Linked DNA regions of Homo sapiens: region 2 is linked to region 1. The links are chromatin contacts, found by Hi-C or POLR2A ChIA-PET in ENCODE. All regions are on one chromosome and are shown on one strand. Each heading gives the region's core, a stretch centred on a gene start or an enhancer-like site at or near the end of the contact. The rest is flanking DNA. Distances are from core to core; before and after follow the strand shown. Region 1 overlaps IL1RAP (interleukin 1 receptor accessory protein). Region 2 overlaps IL1RAP (interleukin 1 receptor accessory protein).

Region 1 (6,497 bases), core at 1,783-4,282:
CAACCAAATGTAAGGGTATGGTTCACAGCAGTTGGCTGTTTCAGCTGGTTATTAATAGGAAGGCGAAAGATCATAGAAAGTTGACTCCTCCCTCATCATTTCTGTCTTCCAGTGAGAAGAGGAGAGCACGAACAGCAGGAATTAGATTTATATATTTTCCTTAATATAAATTCACAGTATGGTAGATTGCAGACAAAGTCTGAATCCAGGATTTCTAGACTTTCTATGTGTCTATGTGTCACTAAAAGGGAAAAGTACCTGGATTGTAAAGTATTCCAACTAGAAATAGACCAAGGGAATGCAAAGAGGGGTAAGAAGGTTGAATTTATCTGCCAGAAATGTAAATCCTGGTCAAAAAATCCAGATGAATATTTTTTAAGTAGGCAGTTATAGTTCAGTGAAAAAGAGAGTTGTGGAGCCAGAAAGCTGGAGTTTGATCATAGCTCTACCACTCTCTAGCCAAAGGATCGTGGTGATGTTATTGAAACTTGTCTCTAGCCAAAGGATCTTAGTTATGTTATTTAAACCTGTGTATTAAACTTCTTTATCTGCATGTAATATGGGAATTGAAAAACAAACAACAAAAAAACAGAAACAAAATAAAACCTGTCTTATTGGTTGGTTCTGACAATGAAATTTGTTAATATTGTAAAATTCTTAGAACAGTCCCTAGTCTATAGTCAGCAGGCATGAATGCTAGTTATTATTATTTAAGCCCTTGAAAGTAGTAAGTGATTTCCCTTACCTTTGTATTTATGGTTACAGGATGACACTTCTGTGGTGTGTAGTGAGTCTCTACTTTTATGGAATCCTGCAAAGTGATGCCTCAGGTAAGTGAATGGCTTTTGACAATGTATTAAAATGCAAGTCATGCGTAGGGTAATGAGTCCACTCTTCCTGAAAATGAATTTAAATAAACATAATGTTATTCATGTCCATTGTCTTCTGCGGTAGCAAATAATCATAAAGCAGAATAATAGAATTTTGATGATGGAAAGAACCATTGCTGTCTCTAGTCTTCATGGGATAGAGTACACAGGGGGCAGTGGGCCGCTGTGTTTAAACACAGGTATTTTTCATTACCTTCACACTCAGCCAACTAGAATATTGCTTTTTTCCCTTACCTCAGGTCCTATGGGGGAAAAATGGGAGTGATAATAGCACAATCTGTTTTTCAAATTTGAGCCAGTGGTGGAAAAGTTATCAGTGGTAATAATCCATTGAGATGTTAAATAAAATAATGAGTTTTTGTCATATTGTTTCTATATAGGAAAAAGAAAGGATCTGTCTTTAGACTCATTCTTTCTCTGGATGTTGCTTTATAAGAGGAACCAGCTAAGACCTTTATAGAGTTTGAAAACCAAACTCAGTCATCATGGGCCTGGATCACGTGAAATTAGATATGGAAGAGACTTGCTATTTGAAAGTCCATCTTTTCAGATCTCCTCTTCTTCCCAGAATTATGCCCAGAATCACTCTCTATCTCTGACTATTAATCATTACATTTCAGCCTATGTTTTTGGACTAATCAAATTCTTAGAAAGTTTTTAGTACATAAAACTGAAATTTGTCTCTTTGATTTTAGTATCTAAAACTGAAATTTGTCTCTTTCCAAACATTTACTTGGTTCAACTGTAGGACTGAAAAAAAAAAAAGAAACAAACAAACAAACAAACAAAACAACCAAAACCTAATGCAATGGTTCTCTAATTGTAATGAAGGGAACCTAGAGGTCCTCATTTTATAAAGCTTTTCATGTAAAATTCCCCTGAACACCATAAACCATACTTTACATATCGTTGCTTTAATTCCTTTTCTTTGTGAGAGGGCTTCTGCAATGTTAAGTTAGCTACCATATAACCATGACCTCAGTGTTCTGCAATATATGCCTTCAACTGTTTTTCATATGACATGGATTTGAGCTCTCCTACCATCCTGATCATCTTTTCTGGGTGCGTTTCAGCTTTTCTATGCCACATAAAACATTGTATTAGAAACCAAAAATAGTACTAAAGGAGTGGTATAAGTAGGACAGAGTACAGCTCAGTGCTGAAACTAGCAGTAACTTCTAGCCTTGTTGGCCCTTTGGGGCTTCACAGAGGAATGGCTGTAGATAACCGGAGATGTTATTCGGCTGGGATGCGCTAGGAGACAGCTCCTTGGCTGTTTAGTCCAGCATCTGTCCTGCTTGGTTAGGTGTCGCGTTTGATAGGTGAGTTTCTTGATGTCCTGATTTTCAAATATGTTAAATATAATTCTTGATTTTAGTTTGTTCTTATTTGATTTAGTTCTATGTTTGAATGCTATCTGCTCACAGAGGCTTCCTTGACCATCTTAACTAAAAATCCCTACCAGTCACTCTCTCTCCCTCCATCCTGTTTTAGTTTTCTTTGTAACACTCACATTCCCTGATATTATATTAGCCTTCTTTCTCTTCTCTCCTCCTCCTCCCTCTTCCTCTTCTCTTGTTTCCTCCTCCTTTTCCTTCCTTTTTTTCTTCCTGAACTCCCTGTCCTTCCTCCTTTTCTGCCTCCCTTCTTTCCTTTCTCTCCATCTCTTTTTCTTCCTCCTTCCCTCCCTCTGTCTTGGATTTTAAGCTGCCTGAGGGCAGGAACTTGTTCAGGAACTTTTGTTTGTTATCCAAACACTCAGAATAATACTGACACATAGACACATAGCAGATGCTCAATACATAGGTGTTAAATGGTTGAATACATGTCCCTTTACATCCTTTCCCCTGCCCCCAGACTGTCCAGTTTTATAATGGAACGTGTTTGGGTTCATGCCAGTAATTCATCATGTGGTTTTATGTCCTCCCTCATCCTGAAGGAAGAGGGACAGGTGACTGTGTTACCATTGCTGAAGGATCATGGAGGTTCCAGAAGCTAATGAGTGCTGGTGCCTTCCCAGCAGTCCTGACCATGTTACTTTTCTGAATGACCTTTACTGTAATCCATCCAAGGAGTCCCCAGCCCCCACCTCAAGTGCTGTTGGTAAGAGAGCTTTCTATCCAGGAACTGTGACTCATAATTCTGCCAGGGGAAGCTAACTTCTTGAATAAGATAAGTTCTCATACCAGCCACATTGCGTCACCGTGGGAGCAGGAAACATGTTGTAATCCCCTCAGCCCATCTGGCACGTACTCATTTGCCTTCCTTATGAAGAGGTGTATTGTGTCTGACAGTGATGCCACTTCCTAGTTGGAGGGAGAGGAACAAAAAGGACATGTTGTTGACAAAAACGAAAAGAGCAACTGGCTCTGGGCTAGTGGGGGAAGAAAGAAATCATTGCGCATCTTGAGGGATCAACCAACCTCTCTGCACATGAAAGTATTGCCTTTTACAAGGCATCTGTGGATGCTGACAGATTTGTTGGTCTTTCATGAGGCTCTCCCTGTGCTCAGGTTCCCATCTCAACGGAAACACAGGTTGATGTGAGGAACAAAGCAGAAATGTTCTGAAAACCCTAAAGCAATCTACATGCGTATCATATTAGTAAGACATTTATTTTGTTCTGAGTCCTTCCATGTGGGCCTTTTAAGAGAATCCTCAAATATAAAAAAGAAACCATAAAAGCATAAGAACTTAGCGCCATGCAATGTGTTTTCACACGCAGTGAACTGGCCGTGAAGTCATACGATTCTGACTTCCGATCATGATTTTTCTGGTAGCAGTACTGTGATCCCCTTATCCCCTCAGGAATGGGGGAGCAACATTTTCATCTTAGGTGATGATAAAAGCAAATGATTTTTTAAGAAAGCTTTATTTCCCTTTAAGGAATTAAAGCTTGGATAATTATAATAGCGATTCTATAATTATAATGTGCTAGTTATAGTAATAATAATAAAGCTCCCTTTGCTTAAAAAAGCAGTTTGCATTGTACATATTCAATGTCAGTCTCACACCCAAACCATGGGGTAGTCAGAGCTGTTGTAACTACCTTTGTTGGGTAAGACAAGTTAGGATCAAAGTATTTAATTGTATTACTCGAAGTCACACAGCTATACTTAGCATGCTTGTGACTTCAACGAGTTTCTGGATTCCTGACATCCATATTATTTTTACGAAATATGCTCCAGTTGGGGTCTATTAGAATATAAATTACTAAGAAAAAAGATTAAGATCTAAGGGATCACAGGTAATCATTTTGCAAACTGTTGAAGAACCACTCTGTGATAGGTTTCTATGCTTTGTAGGTAAGGTATATCCTTACACGCTTATCCTGCCCCCTCACAGCACTGAAACATTTTCTTCAGGAGGAAAATGATTGTAATACAAAATTCAAACCCAATATTCCTTTTTTTGCTTATTATAGTATTAAATATTTTCACTAATAAACTCGAAGAAGTTCTGTTTGTAAGACTTCGAAATGGAAACTTCAGCTCAATACACGTCTCTTTTGCTGTGCCTCATTGGCAGTGTGTCAGGAAGCTGAACTGTTAAAAGCTGCCTTTGGAGTAGACATAAATTTTGGAACCTGTGATCCCAAGTTGAGGAGGTAATAAAAATAGCACCATATAGAATATAGTGAATTTAAAAAATATTACCATATCAAAATTATTTGCTGGACAAATCACATGAAAAAGAGAGTACACTGCCACCCCAAAATGCAGGCACACACACGGATCTTTGAGAAAGATTTTATTTCAAAGTCAACAGTTGACTGTGTGCCAGGTGCAGGGCTGGATTTCACACACATTATCAGGAACTTCGCAGGAACCATTGTACAGGGGTAGGGGCTGGAGACTCTTCTACCTGTTTGATAGTTTAGGAAATGAAGATCCAGGGAGGTGGCCCAAGTGCTCATGATAGCCTGGCTTGCCTGATAGAGCCAGGCTGCCTTGACTCCAGAAACAGTGCTCTTTTTTATTTTTCCATACTATAATTGCCTTTCTTTAGGACTGTGCTCTGCTACTAGAAGTAAGATCCTCTGATTCCTTTTCCATTATATTTTACAAAATTGGTAGAGAATGGAAATCATCTATCCAATGATTGGGAGTGAATTATACAATGCAAAATAAATAAATAGTAAAAAACACTGTGGTTTCCTAGTAATTGAGAGATTCAAGTTCTGTTTTACTCTGTGACTTGTTTGATGACAGTAAAGGGGTCATTTCATCACTTTTTGTCATTGCATCCTTATTTATAAACCAAGCCAACCAACCAAACAATTAACAAACAATAGCAGCAGATCCCAGTCAATTCCAGTTTCTTGATTTTTATGAAGGAACACTATGCATCATGGACACACACAGGGTATACTCCTATTAGCTACTTAAATTCTTTCTAATAACAATGTTAACAATGATTTCACTTTATTCTAAAGATCATGCGTTTGACCATTTTAGATTGTAGAATCCAGGGTTAGTAAGAGGAATTTCTTATTTTAAGAGGAATACAGTAAAGTTTGAGAGAAGGAAGAGGAAATAATTACCAAATAGAATTCCGTGAGAGCAGAGAAAGTTACCAATCCTATCAGGAGATATTGGGGAAGACTTAATCATTGCTCCTTCCTAGGAAGAAACGCATCTCTTATTTGGGAATGAAATAGTTCAGGGCAACTCAAAAGATAGTGCAAAGGCATTTAGAAGCCAAGCTGGAAAGGTAGGTTGGGAACAAATTATGCAGGACGGGAATTACTTCAGGTAAAGAGAATGTCCACATTTAATGTATTTTGGTTATAGTTGGCTAGGTTTCTTTTCCTTTTTTTAAATTCTGTCGTATTTTTGCAAGGACATACACTATTATTAATTCTATGTGATGGTTCTTTCACCTTTTGGTAAGAATTCAGTTTGTTACCAGCCCCAGTGGCCTCATTTTATTTGAATATCCTTGCTTTAATAACTCCGTGCTCAGATATACTTGTGACATTGTGTCCTGTCCCAGTTGCCCATGGCTGGTCATCCTGAACACTCTTCATTTCTATGTAATTTAGTCCAAACATTTGGAAAATGTATGAAGAATACTGTTTCATTTTATTCTTAGTCCTAAAGGTCATTGGAATTACAGAATTTCACCCTGTTGTCATTTAAATGATGCCTCTCGGAAGCAGATCTCTTCACTTTTTTTTTTTTCTTTAGCTGTGTTTATAGCTTGAAGCACACTTATATTTTAGTTACTTATATTTCCCAAGGGTGGATTTACTGTAGCCTGATTGAAAAGAAATTTAAGTACCACATAATTGGCTTGATACTGAGTTTGCAAATACACAGCTTCTTGTATCACAGTGATAATTCTAAGTTTAGAAAAATGACCTGGTTCTTTTTCACATGGCTGTGTTAGTTAAAGGAAACCAGTATTTTTGTAGGAACTCCTGCATACCGTTGTAGGAAAAAATGTTTGTTTTACAAGAATTTATTCTACCCTTTGAATTACCTTTGTTTTTGCTATCCTTTCCCTCACTCCCCCAACCCTGAATATTCATTTCTACCATATTTTAGGGACCAGATTGCCACCTTAGCAGTGACTCACTACCAAGACCAGTTTCTACCCACTTTT
Region 2 (6,497 bases), core at 1,325-3,824, 52 kb after region 1:
TAAATCACCTACTCTGTACTTCGATAGCACTTCATTCATATCTTGTCTTTATTATTCTAGAGATTTTCTCTTTTTTCTGTAGTAAGTAGTGACCACTCTTTTCCTGTCTCTTTCTCTTTCCCTTCAATACCAAGCACACAGCATAAAACTGAGCTAACTATATTGTACTTAGAAATTGATTAAATAATTGAATGAATTAGCCTGCCCTGTAAAATTCCAGAGAATAAGCACCATTTGTGGTTTTTTTTTTTCTGGCAATTGTATAGCCAGCTCCTAACCCAGTGCCTGGCCCATAGGAGGGACTTTGTAAATATTTGTTGTGTAATCATTGCATGACTTAATTCTGTTAATTGGAAGTGACTAGTTTATCTAACTCTTCTAAGACTTCATAGCAAAGTATGTGTTTTATACCAACTTTATCTTGAATGCAAAAACTTCAGTAGATACTACTAACAGTTCAAACCTTGTATCTCAATTAAACTCTTTGTATCTTTACATCTACTTTCCCTTTCCATCCTACAACCCACCATCCAATGTCTTATATTCCAAATACTCATCAGCACTTATACACTCGATGAGCCCTCAGCTCCATGCCTTTTGGGTCTTGGCTTCTCTCATTCATACCTTTGATCAGGCAACACTAACGTGTCGAGCATTTACCAAGCACCAAGTATTGAGCAAGTTTCCGACCACGCAGATATGGAACTTAAAAACCCCACTGTCCCTCATACAAGTTAATTTTCCAAAGGAGGAACTCTGCATGAAAACAGAGCATTATAATAATGTAGTTTAAGTACTAACAGTCAGGGAAAAAAATTAAGACAATACAGGTGAGTTCTTCACGCTTTTTCCTGTGCCTGAAGTGTCTACTTCCCATGTCTACCTTCTTCCTCAACAGATGTTAATATTCTTATCATTTAAGAACCAGCCCAAATCTTTCTTCATTAAGTTTTTCTAAGTTGTTTTGTTTTTATTTCATACTCCCTTGACCCTAAATGCCTTTTATTGTGTTTGTTGCAATCCTTCATTAGACCATGAATAACTATAAGTTAGAATTGTATCATTTCCATTTTGGTGCCTTCACACAGTTCTTTACACATTGTTGGTTTCTTGAATGGAAACACTTGTTCTTACTTCATCATGACATTCCTCCACTGCACCCTTCCCCTCCCCACATGATTCGTTTCAGTTGAAAGATCCCAAAGTCATTTCTTGTGTTGTTCTTTACCTATATGTTGTGGTCGGTTGCCACAGCAACCATAGCATGGTTGAAAAATCGCTCTTCTATTTAACTTCTCTCTTTTGAATTCAGAATGAGGAACTAATGGGTCAACTAGGATTGTTTGTCTTCTAGTCAGACAAGTGTTTGCTTTATTGTGGAAATTCACTTACTGTTCACTCATTTCTTATATTTTAAAGCAAGTTTCCTATTCTTGGAGAATCTAAATCTTTTTTTATGTTTGTTTTCTTCTGGATTCCAAATAAATGGTTTTGAAATCATTATAACATTTTCAGGTTTTATTTTTATCAACAGTTTATTATGTTTAAAATTATCCTATGTGTCTCAGGTACATGTGTTGTGAAGGGTCTAGAGACAGAGTTGCTGATAAGAAAGAGAGAGCTAACCAGACACACAGCAGGTTAATGTTCATAGACATTTGTAGTGTAACAATGCCCTGAATTACCCTCACACACGTATTAGAATGTAAAATATTCCCTTTATTTCTAAAATGTTTTAGGCCTAATAGCTTTGAAACAGCTATAAAAAGTTTCTTTCATCACATTCTTAAGGAAATACTGTTGACAAGTTCAGTAAAAATAATTGACTTCTCATCCTCAAAAGTGTGCTTCCTCAGTTTACCACTGATTGCAGGAATTAGCCTGTTTTAAGTGATAGAGCCACATCACGCTTTTCACTCAGGCTGGCTCCAGGGATGGCACAGGTTCAGGGCTGCTATATGGAATGAAGAGACACTATCAGGTGAAATTAAAAGCAAGGACTTTGAAACAAGTAGATCTGAATTCAAATTCCAGCTTTAACACTGTCTGGTGGTATGACATTGACAGTTACTTAACGTTTCTAGGCCTTGTTCATTCATCTATAAAACGGAGGTAAAAGCATTACAAACTTTACATGTTTGGAATAAGGATCAGACGAGACAGAGTATATGTTAAGTGCATGTCTCAGTATAATTTTTTATAGCCTCAACTCACTGCTGAGGAGAGGTATTCATTCTTAGTTAAGAAGCTGATGAAAGACCGTTATTCGGCTTTCTGGAAAACTGAATTTCAGCTCTCTACTGTGTTATCTAGAATATCTCTGTCTCATTTTTTCCGTCTATAAAATTACAGCGTATTTAGTCTGATCTGTCTACTTCACAGGAGTTTCAGAATAGCTAAGCTAACAAATGAGGGGGAAATACCTTTGAACTGTTTAAATGAAAAGTACCACAAAAATAAAATAGTTCTATTGATACTGTAAACTCAATTCAAACCAAATCTGACATAAACTTATAAGAATACAGGCCTTTGAGACCTTATCCTTTGTGATATCCTAAGGATATTGAAATCGTTTGCTGACCTGACAAGTGTCTACAAGTATTGCTTATCTTACAGGAGAAGCTGCGTTGAAAAAAATACGTTACCCAAGCTTATAGTAGCTTCCTCTTGATGATCTTTTCCATGAAATGGAAGTTCAATGCTGTTCTTAAAATACACATTTCCTGTGACAAAGCATTACAAAATGTGCCTCAATGTAACTGTCATATTTCAAAGTACATGCTCCAGGAATTGAAGAAAACCTTAATCATACAAACATTAAAGATGAAATATGTGAATAAAAAAAATTGAAGTTACAAGCTAGTAGTAGACTCCCAGAAATTTAAAGATGTAAAAAGCCTTAGAGATAACCTAATCTTTTTGTCATAGGTGACTTATTGATATTTAAAAGAAAAACAAAAGCTTTTCTAAAAGTAAATGTTCAACATATATTTTTGTCACAGATAGTGTATTGATTTTTTTTCTCAAAAACAGCAAAAAGTAATAATTTAGCCAAATAGTGAGACTGAGAATTTGAAACAGGATTCTAGATATGTTGAATGAGATAGTTGTGGACTGAGATAGTTCAATTTCTCAATTTTAAATGTCAACAGTTATATGCAAATGTGAATTAGGAGCAGAAATACATTCCTAGATCTTGATCAGGCCCATGAAGATATTTTATTTTTAGTTTCTGAAATCTGTGATACTCAGTTATAAAAATGGGATAAAGTTGGTGGCTCATGCCTGTAATGCTAACACTTTGGGAGGCCCAGGCAGGCGGATCACGAGGTCAGGAGTTCAAGACCAGCCTGGACAGGATGGTGTAACCCCATCTGTACCAAAATTACAAAAATTAGCCAGGCATGGTGGCGCGCACCTGTACTCCCAGCTTCTCAGGAGACTGAGGCAGGAGAAGTGCTTGAACCCAGAAGACTGAGGTTGCAATGAGCTGAGATCACGCCACTGCACTCCAGCCTGGGTCACAGACTGATGAGACCCTATCTCAAAAAAAAAAAAAAGTAATAAAAGAAAAATGCAAAACAGTTTGGAAATATCTGATACAGGGAAACAACAGGGTGATTAAAAATGCCAATCAGACATCTAAATTGGGGCCTAGATTATCAGACGGAGTGACTGGAGTCCCAAATTAATATAATCAGTGAAGAAATATTATAAAAAGAAAAAGAATTGCTTTCTAAATAGCAGGTCTTGCAGTTGCTCAAGTTTCCTTAGTCATTATTTCAAAACTGTAACTTTGCTTTACTATCAACATAGGATGCCCAGAATTTGATCCTGAGACAGGAAGCCTGTGTTTTTGAAGTCACACTTTAGTTTAGAATTTTAATTTCTCATGATCAGAAAAGATAATGACAGGTGTTTCATTTATTCTTCGCAGAAATCTTGTCAAATACTTGACCAAAATAGTTTTATAAAAACTGCAGCATGAATATTTCGGTGTTCTGTGCAAAATTAGATGTGAGTGTGCGTGTGTTTGTATGTTTTCTATGCATGTATCTAAAAAGTAAACTTTTTTTTTTTTTACTTTTTCTAGGGCTGTTATAAAATACAGAATTTTAATAATGTAATACCCGAAGGTATGAACTTGAGTTTCCTCATTGCCTTAATTTCAAATAATGGAAATTACACATGTGTTGTTACATATCCAGAAAATGGACGTACGTTTCATCTCACCAGGACTCTGACTGTAAAGGTAGTAGGTAAGCATGATTAGTGTCCAGTACACACAACAAGCATGTGATCATCTTGTTATGGTTTTTAATAGTTTATTACACACTAGTATGTAAATTGTATAAGAAAAGTGATTCATGTTTTTTGTTTACAGTACTGTCTCTAGAGCCTTCAACAATTCCATGCACATCGTAAGCATTCAGTAACTGTTGGTCAACTGAATGAATATGTGAATAAATGAATGAAGTAAAGGTAGTTTGGGGAGGGAAAGGAGCACCAGACAGATCTGTGTTCAAATTCTGTCACTGCCACTTATTAGAAACATGACGTTGAACAAGGTCCCTGTCTTTATCTGTACTCTGGAACTGCAATTGATTGAGAATATTTAAAAAAATATTCATATTGTATTAATGCAGTTTCAGGCAAGCAATAGAGACTCAGTGCAACACTTTTGTCAAAAGAATGTTTTACTTGGATTAAGTAAACTCTATTTTTCTACATACTGAAACTGCTGTACCTATTGCTGAAGGTATTTGCTGGCAATAATGTTCAACCATTATTTTGCACTAAGAGAATAGGGGGTGAGAAACTAGGAAAGTGGGAAAGGCAATTCTTAGACAGAGTTGACAAACTCCTAGCAAACCCAGAAATAGAGAAGTAGTGTCAGGATATATGGCTTTTGGGGATTACCCCTAAATACCACTGTGTCCAGTGTATTAAAAAAGATAGCATCTCTGGGTATTGTTTTGTCATACCCCATCTTTTAATAGATGGAAACATTAGGCTCACTGACAAGAAGTAACCTGTTTAGAGACACTCAGTGAGTTACTTGAAGAAGTAATTCTAGATCCCAGGTCTCTGCTCAGGGCTTTTTCTACTGGTCTGACATGATTTAGTATAAGTTAGCTACAAACAGCCTTTCATATAGTGCAAATAGTATTCAAACAATGTCGTAATCACTTCTGTTCTTTTTCTGCTTACTTTCTAAATAATGCTGAGTTGGGGATTAATTCATAAGAAAAAAACAGACTAAATTTTAAAAGTCAAATGAATAATGTAACCTTATATTCATCTTAGCAGTTGTTTCTAATATATGTGCTTAAAAGTATGCATTTTGGGGAAGTTGGGAATAAGCATACTTTGTCACTCTGATTAACAGATTTAAAAATTCACAGACAGATCTGGGCACTGGGGGCTTCTTTCTCAAATTTCAAGCAACACAAGTTTGTTGTTTTAAAGCTGCAAAGTGTTGAGTATTTATTATATGCCAGTAGCATATCCTTAATATATATTCCTTAGTTTATTTCTCATAGTGAAACTGCGATATGAGTTTTAATTATCCTCATTTTAGAGTTATGAAAAATTAGCTTTTCAAAAATTAGGAAAAACCAAGTAACTTTGCTTTTGCATTTTTATATGGTTAATATATGGCCAAATCAGGATTAGAACTTGGTTATTAAATCTTTGGAGCTCATACTTTTGAAGACAATACTAAAAACTCTACTCAATGTATTATTTTTAAAAAATTAGGAGTACTGAATATTATAAAGAGCAGCAATCTCATAAACAAACATTCAACTGGTAACTAGTCATCAAGTAGACTAATGTGCCGGCCTTAACATCATGATTGTGAATTTTCCATTGATTTACTCATTAATGTAATACTTATTTAACCAGCTTCCATACTAGACACTTTCGGTAATGTTGTGAAGAAATACAGAGAGAAGAAACAACTGACTAAGGCATGAAAGCAATTAGGTATTATGCAACATAAGACATCTATCTCATGTAAGCTTTGGAAAGCTTTGCTAAGCAATCCGACCTTAAGCATGGAGGGTATTTAGTATGTTTTATTTTTTTCTTTGTAAAGCAAAAACTATTTTTTTCTATGCTCAAAACACTTTTGTCACTAAATGTGTGGCTCTTCTATACAAAGTAATTCTCACCTTTTCTGAGGACATTAACTGCATGTCCTAAAGTTTAATTCAATTTGACACCAGTTATCCAGAGTTAGCACTGACCCCACAGGTGAAGGACTCCTTCCTAAAAGACTGCCCCACCCCCTACTTTAGATTCCAGTCACAAGCAATAGGTTCCCGCGTTACCCACAACTCTGCCTGAGTTGGCTACAAACTTAAGATTCCTACTACTTCTTCCTCAGGTTCTGTGATTTGGTATAACTGCTCACAAAACTCAGGAAAACCTTTTACTTACCCTTACTTTGTTATTATAGAAAATATTATAAAGGATTCAAATGAACATCCAGC

The links. A loop is a pair of places that touch in the nucleus more often than their neighbours do. ChIA-PET counts read pairs that join two places held with the same protein, here RNA polymerase II (POLR2A). Pooled maps may share reads with other maps.
Region 2: a map of CD14-positive monocyte shows a loop between it and region 1 (4-fold over the local background). The contact joins two enhancer-like sites. A Hi-C loop is called at or near these places in 4 of 168 maps with a recorded cell type or tissue (CD14-positive monocyte, HepG2 and naive thymus-derived CD4-positive, alpha-beta T cell) and 11 of 50 pooled maps. POLR2A ChIA-PET finds 5 or more read pairs at or near these places in 8 of 52 experiments (activated CD4-positive, alpha-beta T cell, activated CD4-positive, alpha-beta memory T cell, activated CD8-positive, alpha-beta T cell and 3 more).

What each region holds. Positions count from the first base shown.
Region 1 is chr3:190,563,524-190,570,020 of GRCh38, forward strand. IL1RAP (interleukin 1 receptor accessory protein) reads left to right here. Exons shown (of 12, transcript NM_002182.4): 3 at 766-830. The coding sequence starts at 767. Among named protein-coding and RNA genes, the nearest start is that of IL1RAP, 53 kb to the left of the region's middle. RefSeq lists an enhancer at 2,334-3,533. Within about 2 kb of position 3,033, at least 16 of the 41 ENCODE cell types and tissues checked have a DNase peak (open chromatin) inside an H3K27ac peak, as active enhancers do; they include CD14-positive monocyte, where a contact is called at or near this core.
Region 2 is chr3:190,616,182-190,622,678 of GRCh38, forward strand. IL1RAP (interleukin 1 receptor accessory protein) reads left to right here. Exons shown (of 12, transcript NM_002182.4): 6 at 4,094-4,259. Among named protein-coding and RNA genes, the nearest start is that of LINC02013, 80 kb to the right of the region's middle. Within about 2 kb of position 2,575, at least 2 of the 41 ENCODE cell types and tissues checked have a DNase peak (open chromatin) inside an H3K27ac peak, as active enhancers do; they include CD14-positive monocyte, where a contact is called at or near this core.